Linked DNA regions of Homo sapiens: region 2 is linked to region 1. A link is a contact called in ENCODE Hi-C or POLR2A ChIA-PET data. All regions are on one chromosome and are shown on one strand. Each heading gives the region's core, a stretch centred on a gene start or an enhancer-like site at or near the end of the contact. The rest is flanking DNA. Distances are from core to core; before and after follow the strand shown. Region 1 has its middle 50 kb from the start of GALNT7. Region 2 overlaps GALNT7 (polypeptide N-acetylgalactosaminyltransferase 7).

The links. Hi-C counts contacts between places; a loop is a spot of excess contacts on that map. ChIA-PET counts read pairs that join two places held with the same protein, here RNA polymerase II (POLR2A). Pooled maps may share reads with other maps.
Region 2: a loop to region 1 is called in a pooled map, with 2.3 times the contacts of the local background. The contact joins two enhancer-like sites. A Hi-C loop is called at or near these places in 20 of 37 single-sample maps with no recorded cell type and 5 of 50 pooled maps. POLR2A ChIA-PET finds 5 or more read pairs at or near these places in 2 of 52 experiments (MCF 10A and OCI-LY7).

What each region holds. Positions count from the first base shown.
Region 1 is chr4:173,115,040-173,122,763 of GRCh38, forward strand. No RefSeq gene overlaps it. Among named protein-coding and RNA genes, the nearest start is that of GALNT7, 50 kb to the right of the region's middle. Within about 2 kb of position 6,157, at least 2 of the 41 ENCODE cell types and tissues checked have a DNase peak (open chromatin) inside an H3K27ac peak, as active enhancers do.
Region 2 is chr4:173,261,184-173,267,948 of GRCh38, forward strand. All of the region lies in intron 2 of GALNT7 (polypeptide N-acetylgalactosaminyltransferase 7), which reads left to right. It overlaps LOC124900812 (a long non-coding RNA gene), which reads right to left. Exons shown (of 3, transcript XR_007058367.1): 2 at 3,145-6,765; 3 at 1-1,508. Among named protein-coding and RNA genes, the nearest start is that of MIR548T, 3.6 kb to the right of the region's middle. Within about 2 kb of position 3,633, at least 5 of the 41 ENCODE cell types and tissues checked have a DNase peak (open chromatin) inside an H3K27ac peak, as active enhancers do.

The DNA of each region.
Region 1 (7,724 bases), core at 4,907-7,406:
AGCAAGACTTCGTCTTTAAAAAAAAAAAAAGACACAGAGTGGCAAGCTGGATAAAGAACCAAGACCCAATGGCATGCTGTCCTCAAGAGGCCCATCTCACATGCAGTGACACACATAGGCTCAAAATACAGGGATGGAGGAAAATCTACCAAGCAAATGGAAAGACAGAAAAAAGCAGGTGTTACAATCCTAGTTTCTGAGAAAACAGACTTTAAACCAATAAAGATTAAAAACAAAAAGACAAAGAAGAGCATTACATAATGATAAAGGATTCAATTCACCAAGAGGAGCTAACTATTCTAAATACATGTGCCCCAATATAGGATCACCCAGATTCATAAAGCAAGTTCTTAGAGACCTACAAAGAGACTTAGACTCCCACATAATAATAGTGGGAGACTTTAAACCACACTGACAATATTAGACAGATCATCGAGACAGAAAATTAACAAAGATATTCAGGAGCTGAACTCAGCCCTAGATCAAATGGACTTGATAGATATCTACAGATCTCTCTACCCTAAAACAACAGTATATACATTCTTCTCAGTGCCACATGGCACTTAATCTAAAATTGATCACATAATTGGAGGTAAAATATTCCTGCACAATTGCAAAAGAATTGAAATCATAACAGTCTGTTGAACCACAGAACAATCAAATTAGAACTCAAGACTAAGAAATTCTCTCAAAACCATGCAATTAAGTAGAAATTGAATAAGCTGCTCCTGAAGGACTTTTGGGTAAGTAATGAAATTAAGGCAGAAATAAAAAAGTTCTTTGAACTAATGAGAACAAAGATACAACATACCAGAATCTTGGGGACATAGCTATGGCGGTGTTAAGAGGGAAATATATAGCACTAAATGCCCACATAAAAAATTAGAAAGATCTCAAGTTAACAACCTAACATCACAACTAAAAGAACTAGGGAACCAAGAGCAAACAAAGCCTAAGGCTAGCAGAAGACAAGAAATAATGAAAATCAGAGCTAAGCTGAAGGAGATAGAGACACAAAAAACCGTTCAAAAGATCAACAAATCTAGGAGCTGGTTTCTTGAAAAATTAATAAAATAGACTGCTAGCTAGACTAATAAAGAAGAAAAGAGAGAAAATTCAAATAAACACAATCAGAAATTATAAGGGGATATTACCACTCAAACCACAGAAATACAAACAACCATCAGAGAATATTATAAATACCTCCATGCACATAAACTAGAAAATCTAGAAGAAATGGATAAATTCCTGGACACATACACCCTCTCAAGACTGAACCAGGAAGACATTAAATCCCTGAAGTTCTGAAATCGAGGCAGTAATAAATAGCTTACCAACCAAAAAAAAAGCTTGGGACCACATGAATTCACAGCTGAATTCTACCAGCTATACAAAGAAGAACTGTTATCATACCAACTGAACTTATTCCAAAAAATTGAAATAAAACTAACTCATCCTATGAGGCCAGCATCGTCCTGATACCAAAACCTGGCAGAGATACAACAAAAAAAGAAAACTTCAGGCCAATATCCTTGATGAACAGCAAAGCAAAAATCCTCAACAAAATGCTGGCAAACCAAATCCAGCAGCACATCAAAAACCTTATTCACCACAATCAAATAGGTTTCACCCCCGGGATGCAAGGTTGGTTCAACATACACTACTCAATAATCAATAAATGTGATTCATCACATAAACAGACCTAAAGACAAAATCCACATGATTATTTCAATAGATGCAGAAAAGGCTTTAGATAAAATTCAACATCGCTTCATGTTAAAAACTCTCAATAAATTAGGTATTGAAGGAACATACTTCAAAATAATAAGAGCTGTATATGACAAACCCACAGCCAACATCATACTGAATGGCCAAAAGCTGGAAGCATTCCCCTTGAAAACCGGCACGAGACAAGGATGTCCTCTCTCACCACTATTCAGCATTGTATTGAAAGTTCTAGCCAAGTCAATCAGCCAAGAGAACGAAATAAAGGGCATTCAAATAAGGAGAGAGGAAGTCAACCTGTCCCTGTTTGCAGACGACATAATCCTATATATAGAAAACCCCAGTCTCGGCCCAAAAGCTTCTTAAGCTGATAAGCAACTTCAGCAAAGTCTCAAGATATAAAATTAATGTGCAAAAATTGCTAGCAATTCTATACACCAACAGCAGTCAAACTGACAGCCAAATCATAAACAAACTCCCATTCACAATTGCCACAAAAAGAATAAAATACAGCTAACAAGAGAGGTGAAAGATCTCTACAAGGAGAACTACACTCCACTGCTCAAATAAATCAGAAATGACACAAACAAATGGAAAAACGTTCCATGCTCATAGATAGGAAGAATCAATATCATTAAAATGGTCATACTGCTCAAAGCAATTTGTAGATTCAATGCTGATACGGTTTGGCTGTGTCCTCACCTAAATCTCATCTTGAATTGTAGCTCCCATAATTCCCACGTGTCATGGGAAGGACACAGTGGGAGGTAATTGAATCATGGGGGTGGGACTTTCCCATGCTGTTCTTGTGATAGTGAAAAGTTTCACAAGATCTGATGATTTTATTAAGGGGAGTTCCCCTACACAAGCTCTCTTGTCTGCTGCCATGTAACACGTGCCTTTACTTCTCCTTTGCCTTCCACCATGATTGTGGTGCTGAACTCCCCAGCCATGCTGAACTGTGAGTCCATTAAACCTCTTTCCTTTATAAATTACCTAGTCTCAGGTATGTCTTTATTAGCAGTGTGAGAATAGACTAATGCAAATGCTATTCCTATTAAACTACCATTGACATCCTTCACAGAACTAGAAAAAACTATTTTAAAATTCATATGGAACCAAAAAGAGCCTGAAAAACCAAGGCAATCCTAAGGAAAAAAAAAACAAAGTTGGAGGCATTACACTACCTGACTTCAAACTATACTACAGGGCTACAGCAACCAAAACAGGTACAAGAACAGACACATCGACCAGTGGAACAGAATAGAGGATCTAGAAATAAGGCCGCACACCTACAACCATCTGATCTTTGACAAAACCAACAGAAACAAGCAATGGGGAAAGGATTCCCTGTCAATAAATGGTGTGGGGATTACTGGCTAGCCACATGCAGAAGATTAAAACTGGACCCCTCTTCACGCCATATACAAAAATTAATTCAAGATGGATTAAAAACTTAAAAGTAAAACCCAAAATTATGAAAATCCTGGAAGACAACCTAGGCATACCATTCAGGACATAGTCACAGGCAAAGATTTCATGAAGATGCAAAAAGCAATTGCAACAAAAGCAAAAATTGACAAATGGGATCTAATTAAACAAAAGAGCTTCCGCACAGCAAAAGAAACTATCAACAGAGTAGATAGACATCCTACACAATAGAAGAAAATATTTGCAAACTTTGCATCTGACAAAGGTCTAATATCCAGCATCTATAAGAAACTTAAATTTACAAGAAAAAACAACAACCCAATTAACAAGTAGGCAAAGGACATGAACAGACACTTCTCAAAAGAAGACATACATGCAGTCAACAATCATATGGAGAAAAGCTCTGATCATTAGAGAAATGCAAATCAAAACCATGATGAGATACATCTCACACCAGTCAGAATGGCTATTATTAAAAAGTCAAAAACAATAGATGCTGGCAAGGTTGCTGAGGAAAAGGAATGCTTATACACTGTTGTTGGGAGCGTAAATTAGTTCAACCATTGTGGAAGACAGTGTGGCAATTCCTCAAAGACCTAAAGACAGAAATACCATTCAGCCCAGCAATCCCATTACTGGGTATATACCCAAGGGAATATAAATCGTTCTATTATGAAGACACATGCATGTGTATGTTCACTGCAGCACTATTCACAATGCCAAAGACATGGAATCAACCTAAATGCCCATCGATGATAGACTGGATAAAGAAAATGTGATACATATACACCATGGAATACTATGCAGCCATAAAAAAGAATGATATTATGTCCTTTGCAGGGACATGGATGGAGCTGGAGGCCATCATCCTTAGCAAACTAGCACAGGGACAGAAAACCAAATACCACATGTTTTCACTTACAAGTGGGAGATAAAATGATGAGGATACATGGACACATAGAGGGGAACCACACACACAGGCCTATTGGAGAGTGGAGGGTGGGAGGAGGGAGAGGATCAGGAAAAATAACTAATGAGTACCAGGCTTAATACCTGGGCAATGAAATAATCTGCACAACAAACCCCCATGACACTTGTTTACCTATGTAACAAACCTGCACATGGATCCCTGAATTTAAAAGTTAAAAAAAAATACTCAGCAAAGTACTTAATAATTCTATCCCCAAGACAATCTCTATTAAAAATTTAATACATATACTGACATCACGGGGGTGGTTTCTAATGGTTTAGTACCATCCCCCTAGTGCTGCTTGTTTAAAAATGTGTTAGCACCTCCTCCCCCAACCCCACCCCTTGCCATTCACGTGAAGATGTGCCTGCTTCCCCTTCACCTTCTGCCATGATTGTAAGTTTCCTGAGGCCTCCTCAGAAGCAGAAGCCTGTATCGTCCATAGAACCATGAGATGATTAAACCTCTTTTCTTTATAAATTACCCAGTATATCTTTATAGTAGTGTGAGAACGGACTAATACACAATTTGTTTTATGTATATGTGATTTTATGTATATATGATTTTACCCTTACACAATTTGTTTTATGTATATATGATTTTGTTTCAAAAATGGCATCATATCAAAATTTTTTTCAGATTAGCAGATTCCTCTCCTTAACCTTCTGATTAAAAAAATGCAGAGTATCAGTTTTCTTCAAGATTCTTCCTGCTTCTTTCACAGATTAGACCAGGCATTTATTTGCTTTTCATTTCATTCAACTCCACCCATAAATCCTCAATTTTTCAGGTCCTTTTATTATAAGGAGGCAATAATTCATGTTCACTTGGCTTGTCTGTCCAGACTTGCGTGTCTGTCTGACTCATGCCTTTCACCCAGTCTTGGTTGGGCTGACTTTGAGCCTTCTCATTACTGGGCTTATATGGTCCTAATTACACGTTACTGGGGTACACACAGAAATCACCAATTAGTTTTTGACTTTAAACAGATCACTTACCTCTCTGGGGTAAGTGATTCATGCAATTGTTTTCCAATCGACTTTTTAGCATCTTTTGCACACCTAACCAAATGTTGGGAATTCTACAATTAATATGACCCAGCCCTGCCTTCCAGGAATAATAGGGAAAAGCAGAGAGGCAAATAACCACAGATAGGTAAAAGTCCATGTAAATGAAGAGAAAAAGACAGCCTTGAAAGAGTATGACCACAGGTTTGCCAAATCCCTTTTAAACTCTAAAAATATACCACTCCAATGGAAAGAAAGTAATTTTTTCATGATCTGAGGTACTGTATTTAGATTTCCTCCTCAAAAACACTGAAAAATAGGGATGGAACTTGGAAATATGTAATGTGGGTTGACTCGTATATTCCCCAAAATACAAGCCTCCCAAGGTGGTCTGGAATTGCCACCAACATTTGGACAGCAGGGGTGGGGATGTTCCTGTCAGTGTCTGCCACATGGGAGAGTTTCATGAATATTTGGTGAATTAACTAGTAAATAATTAGCAGACATAACAGACCAAAGTAGAGGAAACTGTATAGCTTTTTTTTGTTGGTATGGATTTGGCAAAGGCTAAGACATGGGAAATGTGACTCTGGGGACAACAGTGGAGCATGAATTCCTTGGGACATGAACTTGGGCCGTTATTCATCCTGCTGTGTTTCCAAAGCTGATTTTCCAGCAAAACAATAATAATAATAATAATAATAATAATAATAATAATAATAATAATGACAACAACTTAGCAAGCTTGGAGATAAGTTACCAGAACTCATAGAGTTACAGATTAATGCTTCGGCCTACAACAAAGTGAAACATTTTTCAAACATAGAATATGCATTTACCATTAAGCAGGCCTACCACAATTCTATGTAGACATTTAAATTTTGGCAAATCATTTACGATGTCTGTAAGTTTCAGACATGTGTAAGAAGGAGCAATGACAGACTTCTCTGTGGTATGCATTGCCTGCTTCAGTCAGTCCAGTGACATTCTGGGCTTCCAGGTGTGGCAATCAAGCAGGAAGTGTGCTGGGAGGGTCACAGCATAAGGCAGCTGCCCGGGGAGCAGATTCAAAGCACAGCTGTTTGGCTCAGAGAACAGCAGATAGGAAGAACACTTCTGCCTGCTACAGAAATCAGCTGGGATATCTGCTATTCTTGCAAATTGGTCTATATTAAATACGTAATTCAGAAACTAAAATTAAAACTAAAACGAAGCCACAATTTCTGGAGCAATCTTCAAACATTCCAGTCATAGCAGCACTTCTTTTAATACAGCCAGCTATCTTTTGAGGCTAAAAAGGAATTTCCTCTAAGCAGAAAAGTCTGAAGAGAGTTCTTCAAAGATCCTTGAGGGGAGCTCATCTGATAGCAGGAAAGGAAAGTTCAAGATGCCTCAGAGACTACATGTATGGAAAAATACTTTACACTGTCAAGGGGAGAGGAGGTCATCTTAGATGATACATGAGAATGCAGTATCTAGGTAGAAATCCTGCTCAAAACTAAAAGAAGAGTATGTAAAGCTATAACCTTGTAAAATAAGGACTCAAGAATGTGTGTGTGTGTGTATGTAATACATTATATATATGATTGCACATATATTAAAGGCAGGGGTGATGTCCAAAATATTTAACAACTGCTGTAACAATATACAGTGATCAATGGCCTTAGTTTGTCTGGAACTAAGGGCTTTTCTGGGACATGGGAATCTCAGTGTTAAAACTGGGACACTCCTGGGCAAATTGGGATGGTTGCTCACCCCAGGCACTAATCAACTGCAATACATGCTAGCAATACACAACCAATGTGGCCTTAATAACAACACACCTGATCTCTCATCCTTAATACCTGAGGATGTTTGTACAGGATAAGCCCTGGGAACCATGCAGTCTTGCATTTCTCCAAATTGCTCATGCATTTGCCTGCCTCTGTGCCTTTGCACACACTGTTCCCTCCACCTAGAAAATCCTTTCCTGACTTGGCCAACCCCTGTCACTTCCTGCAAGAAGACTTCCTGGCCCTTCAAAAACTATATTAGGCACCTCCCTGAAGGTCATCCCTAGGACTCTGTATTTACTCCTATATTTAGAATTTTGGAGGAAAAGATAAAGCGGAAACATAAATCCAAAGAAGCAAGACTATGAATCCCAATTCATTTATGAATGAGGATGAGTGGGAGAGCAACTCCCCAAATTCGGAATCAAAGTAATTCAGTGACAGTTGGTAATGTTCTCCAGGAGGCCACTAAAGCTACTACGGTCTTTTGTTCATGCTGCCAGACCCTCCAGGCAGAGTAGAAAAGAATCTGAACCTGATGATTTTAGGCACAATAATGAAGACGAGATTTTCTGCAGGTGTTAACCAGAGTTCTGCTAATTAAAGAATTTCCTCTCCTCAAGTGATCCGCCTGCCTCGGCCTCCCAAAGTGCTGGGATTATAGGCGTGAGCCACCATGCCGGGCTCACAGTCAACTTGAGTTTGGCCATGAGCCAGATGAGGCATGGGTGTGAACTCAGGTGGAACCAGGTCAGGAATGGGGGAACACCCAAGGGACTGCATCAGTTAGGGCTTCGGCAGGAAATAAGTGGCATGCTC
Region 2 (6,765 bases), core at 2,383-4,882, 140 kb after region 1:
AAAACACAAGATGGGCACCCTCCCTGGCCAGGACGCCATCCTATCACAGGTGTACTCAGACACACCCATACTCATTCACCCTAGGCTATGTAGACACAGCATTTCACCTAATGGGCACAGCTTGGGGATGTATATCCAGAGAAAACCCATGCAGACAAGGGAAGGGTGTGCAAACTCTACCCAGACAGTGGCATCAGTTTTTTTTTGTTTTTTTTTTTCTCATCAGCATTAAAACAAAACAAGGTTGAATGAGGCAATGTTATTCAAGGACCTGCACTACACTTATTTAATAACTTGGCTTGTCAGAGCTTACAGAGCACCCTTTAACGTGCTTAAAAAATAGATAGCTACAGCTGGGCATGGCAGCTCACGCCTGTAATCCCAGCACTTTGGGAGGCCAAGGCGGGTGGATCACCTGAGGCCAGGAGTTCGAGACCAGCCTGGCCAACATGGTGAAACCTCATCTCTACTAAAAATAAAAAAAAATTAGCCAGGTGTGGTGGCACGCACCTGTAATCCCAGCTTCTCAGGAGGCTGAGGCAGCAGAATTGCTTGAACCCGGAAGGTGGAGGCTGCAGTGAACTGAGACTGTGCCACTGTACTTCAGCCTGGGGGACAGAGCCAGACTCAGTCTCAAAAAAAATTTAAAAAATAAAAAATAATAGATAGCTGCAAATAATTAGGCTTTTATTTATGTCAGTTAACTATCAAAATATACAACATTGAAATTAAAATAAAATTTTAATCGTTAATTCATTTAAGAATAATAATTTCATTACATATTACATATTTTATGAAAATAATTTTTTTAAAATTAAAAGAAACGAGTATCATTGTCTTAGATTTTTACCAACTTCTGTAATGTCTGGCTTATAGAAGATAACTGAATTCCAACACCTACCTCTGCATTCAGTCTATGCCCCTGGGTTGTTTTAGTTGAAATATATGAAGAAAATCTGGCCTCACTCAGATATGTAATTGCAAAAGGGGGGAGCATTTTAATAGCTTTTTTCAAGTAATTGTGGATACTCCTTTTTGATACTGTACTAAAAACTAGTGGTAGTTTTTTAAAAAAGTAGCTGCAATATAGAATCTGAAAGCATAAAAAAGAACCTTTAGTACTGTTTCTAGTCTGTCTTGCACTTTAACAGGACATTTTACCATTGTATGATGCTGTAATATCAGGAGTTGGTCATTTGGAAAATATTGGTTTCCCAAGTAATGCAGATCTTTTAAATATTGACAATTTCATTATATAATGATAAGAACAATACATTTGTTAACATCATCATCAGTCTCATTGGAAAGGCCTTAACTCCTGAGAAACTGTCATATTTCCAAATTTCTTAGTTTCGCCTGAGAGCTCAAGTTTTGTCATTGGCAACAAGTGATGTCAGTTGTTTTTGTTGAAGTGACAGGCTCCCTTCATTCATGTTCAAAAAACTTCCAGATAACCAATCTCAGTGACCATAGTTTGTCCTTTGTTTCTTTCAAGTGAAAATGGCATTCTATTAAAAAATAAATCATAAAAACTTATTCAGCATACAGATCAGTCTCAGACGCTTTTCCTTGACACACCCATCATAGTTGAATATCTAATAGAAGTCTTTCATGCATACTTCCCATTTCGTCTCACAGAATATTAAAAAGGCATACACTCAAGGGATTTAATAAAATTAATAAATCTTCATCAAGGAAGACTTACTGCTTCATCAAGGTCATTCAGTGTAAGTGGTATGTGTTTTATATTTAGGGTATATTTATGAAGGTATATTAAGTATATTAGGGTATATTATTATGAAGAATAACTTAAATATGGGTACCATTTGGTGTCATTGCCTTGATTTATGCTAAGGCACCAGCAGTTTTACCCACTTTGCTTTGGTACCATCAGAGTAAATATCCACACAGTGAAAAAGATAGTATCTTCATATGATCAGCAAAATAATTTTGACCTCACCAAACTTCAGAAAGGGCCTTGGGGACCCCACAAATCTGTGGATCATACTTTGAAAAAGCCGCTGCTATAGATTTTAGAATGAAGAAGGTGAATAATAAGTTTCCTCAGAAAAAGTTTGTCATCAGCAGTCTTCCAGTTTGATTATTGACAAATACAGCATTATTTTATAAAGTAAAATTTAATCTCTTATACTTGATTTACTGGTAATTTCAGAGATTCTGTGCTTAGTGATGATTTAGATAATTAAGATGCTCACTTACTCAAAATTGTATTGAGCTCTATTTTAATTAACTGATACAGAAGAAAAACTTGATTTTATATTGCAGAAGTGCAGTCAACATCTGCACAAACATAGATGGCCGGATAGTATGAAATCCTATCTCTACACTAATTACTTAGGATTGATGGATAAAATAATAGCAAATCGGCCAGCTTTAATATTCCTGGGACTAAAATGGTTTTAAATGGTATAGGGCAACCAGCCTCCAAACTGGAAGGAGTAATTTATTTTACCATCATCCTATTAATTAAAATTAAAGGAACTCATGGGAACAAAACCCAAGGGTTCAAGGTTCATCAATTTATTAGTTGGGTATTTTATTATAATATCAGTATTTTGTAATGATTGCTTTTGGAATGCCAAGAATTCATTGAACAGGGTTCCCAAAAGTTGTCCATATTTTTTAAAGTCTAGAGATAGTGCTAAGATAAATATAAACACATCATAAAATAAGATCAATGGTATTTACATGATGAATACCTGTGGTCAGACATTAGTCTGATTACCTAGGTTCTAAACTGCTAGCTCATTGGTTTGGAACATCTGCAAAGCTATTCCACGCAAAGCCTTCCCCCTTTAGCAAGTTACTTTTATCAATAAGTAGTGATATACATAGACAAAATAATTGTTTTAAAGTTAGTCTTAGGACCAAATTTTCAGTAGGAAAATAATATACCAACCTGAGGGCATATTTCGATTTTTCCACCCCCTCCACCCTTCCCTTTTCAAAAGAAAAATATCTGCTATATGATACCTGAGTAAGCAGTAACTTACTGTTTGTATTCTAATGATTGTAAAACGTTAAGCAGATATATAATGGAATCAGAAGAATTCACCCAAAGCCAGAGTAACTAAGATATGAGTGGTTATGATACCAGGCAAAATGTTATAAGACAAAGCCAACCTTGCAAGATGATAAATTGTCTTATTTTTCCCATCAGTGTCCATTATAAGGTATAATGTGTGAGTCTACACACTGTGGTGTTGATTCTTGTATCTCTGTCCCAATACGGTGTGAGTTCTCTGAGCACACAGTAGGGTTAGATGGGTATTGCTCTTCCGTATTATCCTCTGAGTCTCAATTTTCTTATCTGAAAAAGAGGGAGTCGTCAATTTTTCTAACTTGTTTTAACCACAAGAAGCCCCAGAATCCTTTTTCAAGTGACTTCCTAGGCAACTCTATGCTTTTGTTCTTGGCACCTTCTTTAAATCCGTGGGCTCCTCCAACAAGTTTGGAAACCTGAGACCTAGATGTTTTCCCAGGTCTCTCTCATTTTAAAATTAAGTTTTTCTGTGTTTCTACATTCTCCCCTGGGTGTTCCACAATTGTTTCTCTAGATAAAAAAGCTGAATAGAACCAGCCAGCAAGCAGCTGGTGTGCAGCTGTTATCACTCGAGCCTGAACTTTGTGGCATGCTTTCTTTTGTGGTATTGCCTCTTCCTGCATCCTGGAGGGGGGAGTGGCTTCACAGCCCTTGGGCCACTGCCAGGTGCGACAGCTCTTTTTGGAAAATAATGATAGATGTGGCATCTATTTACTTGGCTACCTAGTATTGGTGCAGAAGCAAATGCTGCTTTGATCCCAGCACTTTAGCAACTTGCACTGTTTGGCAAAACTTGCGCTTCATGTACAAGCCACTCAACACTGTGCCCATCCTGGCAAGGAGAGCATCAGACGCAGCCAGGATACCAGGCTTGCCCTTCTTCGGTTTCCCCAGGAGCAGGCAGGGGACCAGATGGATTAGCTGGAGGACAGTCAGCCATTTTATATTGCCAAGCTCAACCATGCTAGCATTTCCAGGATATAATCCTGTTATGAGAATGTCTTCCTCTATTAGCCTTTGTTTGTGCCAGCTCCAGGGGTGGAGGAAACCCATTTTGCCTGACATACTAAGAAGTGACCTTTCCAGAGCCAGCTACTGTTTGGTGAATAGTTGTCATGGTCTTTCCCCATATCTCTGTATATACATTCATGACTTTTAGAACATAGAAAACTTATTTTTTGTTCTAAAAGCTTATCATCCCGTATATTTCCTTATCCTTTACCCTTACCAGCCTTCTCTACATGACCTCAGGTTTGTGACATGTTTAGCTCACCACCTAGCACATGGTAAGCAGCAAGTACATGCTAGCTGTTTTACTAGCAGTGATGGTGGCGTAAGCATCTCTCTCTCTCTCTCTCTCTCTCTCTCTCTCTGTCTCTGTCTCTCCACCCCCAAGACCCCCTCATTCCCCCCAATCTCCCTCCCTCCCCCACCCCCCACCCTGTCTCTCTCCCTTCTTCCTTCTCTGAAGCAATATGGGATTGTCTTGAATTTCTTCCACATGTCTTTTCAGAGTTTTTACCTTTTTCATTTCTTTTTTCTGAGTCTAGCGCTTTGCTTTCATCTCAGTCTTCAAATGGCCCAGATAAACTGCTTATCAGAATGGATGGGAGCCCAGTGCATAAGATTGCACTTTGGGAGTCACATGGTAGCTTTTAAAGGGAATGGCTTGGACGCTTCAAGAACCTTGCTCATAATATATTAAATGTGTCATAGAATTTTAGAACTGGCCAGGCTCAATGGCTCATGCCTGTAATCCCAGCACCTTGGAAGGATGAAGCAAATGGATCACTTGAGGCCAGGATTTCGAGACCAGCCTGGCCAACATGGCGAAACCCTGTCTCTACTACAAATACAAAAAAATTAGCTGGGCCTAGTGGCGTGCGGCCATGATCCCAGCTACTTAGGAGGCTGAGGCACAAGAATTGTTTGAACCCGAGAGGCGGACGTTGCAGTGAGCTGAGATAGCACCACTGTACTCCAGCCTGGGCAACAAAGCAAGACTCTGTCTCAAAAAGGAAAAAGAAAAAGAAAAGAAAAGAATTTTAGAACTGAAGGGGGCCAGAGGGGTTCCTTGGTACTGTGAGAGATCCCTCACTTTGTGGATAAGGAATCCCAAGTATAAACAGTATGTGATCATCCAGGATTAAATTAAGTGGCTGAGAAGAATGAATCCAGGTCTTCTAGGACCGACCTTTCACTATACCAGACAAAAGAGCACGAAAGTGTGTTGATCAGAGCAGTAGTTTTAATTGTAGTATTTTTGATACATTTGTGAAACATTTTATAGTAATAAAAATTTTTACTTAGGAGCAAAAGAAGTATGTTATCAATCCCAAGGTAACTCTTTTTAAATGTGGACATATAAAATTCCAATTATATGTAGAAGGGCCTCTGCTTAAATCTAAGTTGTAAGAAGTTATACTATTAATAAGAGAACAGATATAAAAATAATAAAATCCTGCCATTTTCGGCAACATGGATGAGCATGGGGGACATTATGTTAAAAATAAGCCAGGCACCGAAAGACAAGTATTGCATGTTCTCACTCACGTGGAAGCTAAAAAATTTGATCTCATGGAGGTAGAGAGTATAATGACGGCTACCTGAGGCTGGGAAGGGTGTGTGTGTGTGTGTGTGTGTGTGTGTGTGTGTGTGTGTGTGTGTGTGTGTGTGTGTGGAGGGCTGGGATGTGGGATAAAGAGGGGTTGGCTAATGGCTATAAACATACAGTTAGCTGGAAGGAATAAGTTCTAATGGTCAATAGGACAGCAGGTGACCATAGTTAACAACAATGTATTGTGTATTTCAAAAGGGCTAGAAAAGAATATTTGGGATGTTCCCAACACAAAGAAATGATAAATGTTTGAGGTGGTGCATATCCTAAATACCCTGCTTTGATCATTACCCATTATATGCATGTATCCATATATCACATGTATCCCATAAATAGGTACTATTATCATATATTAATTTTTAAAAGCCACCTTAGTATGGCCTAGAAGTAGAGGATCAGTGTTGAGGGTATGGGCAAAATTTACCATTGTACCATGCCTGTCACTTAGATCACCCTCCAGCCTGGCCCCTGAAACGCGTACCTGAATGCTAGGGAGATACACTGAAAGAGCATTCCATTAAAATGCCTGTCAAACTGAAGGATGGCAAATTTCTGTACTTGAGGGTTTGTGGACACCCATAGGCAGATTACCAGCCAGTGGCTTCTGCAGCGCCAGGAAACCATGCCTGGGCACAGACCAGCAAATGTCATCAGCAATGGCCATTCCTTAGAATAGGCACAGCAGGGGGACCAGCTTCACAGGACCAGGGGCCCCTTTGCAGCAGAGTCTTCACCTCAGCAAGCAGAGCTCACAGAAAATGAGGGGTGCTGCATGGTATCCGAGAGTGCCAAGTTCATAAATACACATGAGGTTCACTTTGGGAATCCCATACAGAGCTGAAAGAGTGATGAGCATGATATTGAGCATTTAGGGAGCTTTGGTTTCCTCTTCTAGCAATTGTGGATAATAATACTTGGCTTGTAAAGTTATTGTGGGTAACAAATGTGCTAAAGGACATAAAAGGCATATCACACATGAGCTCCACCGGTTGGAGGTCACAGTTGTTGGAGGCCACCTTCATCCCTTGTGTGGCATAGAGAAGCTTCAGAAGCTCTTTTTTCTGTATAGGCCTCTCATCATGCC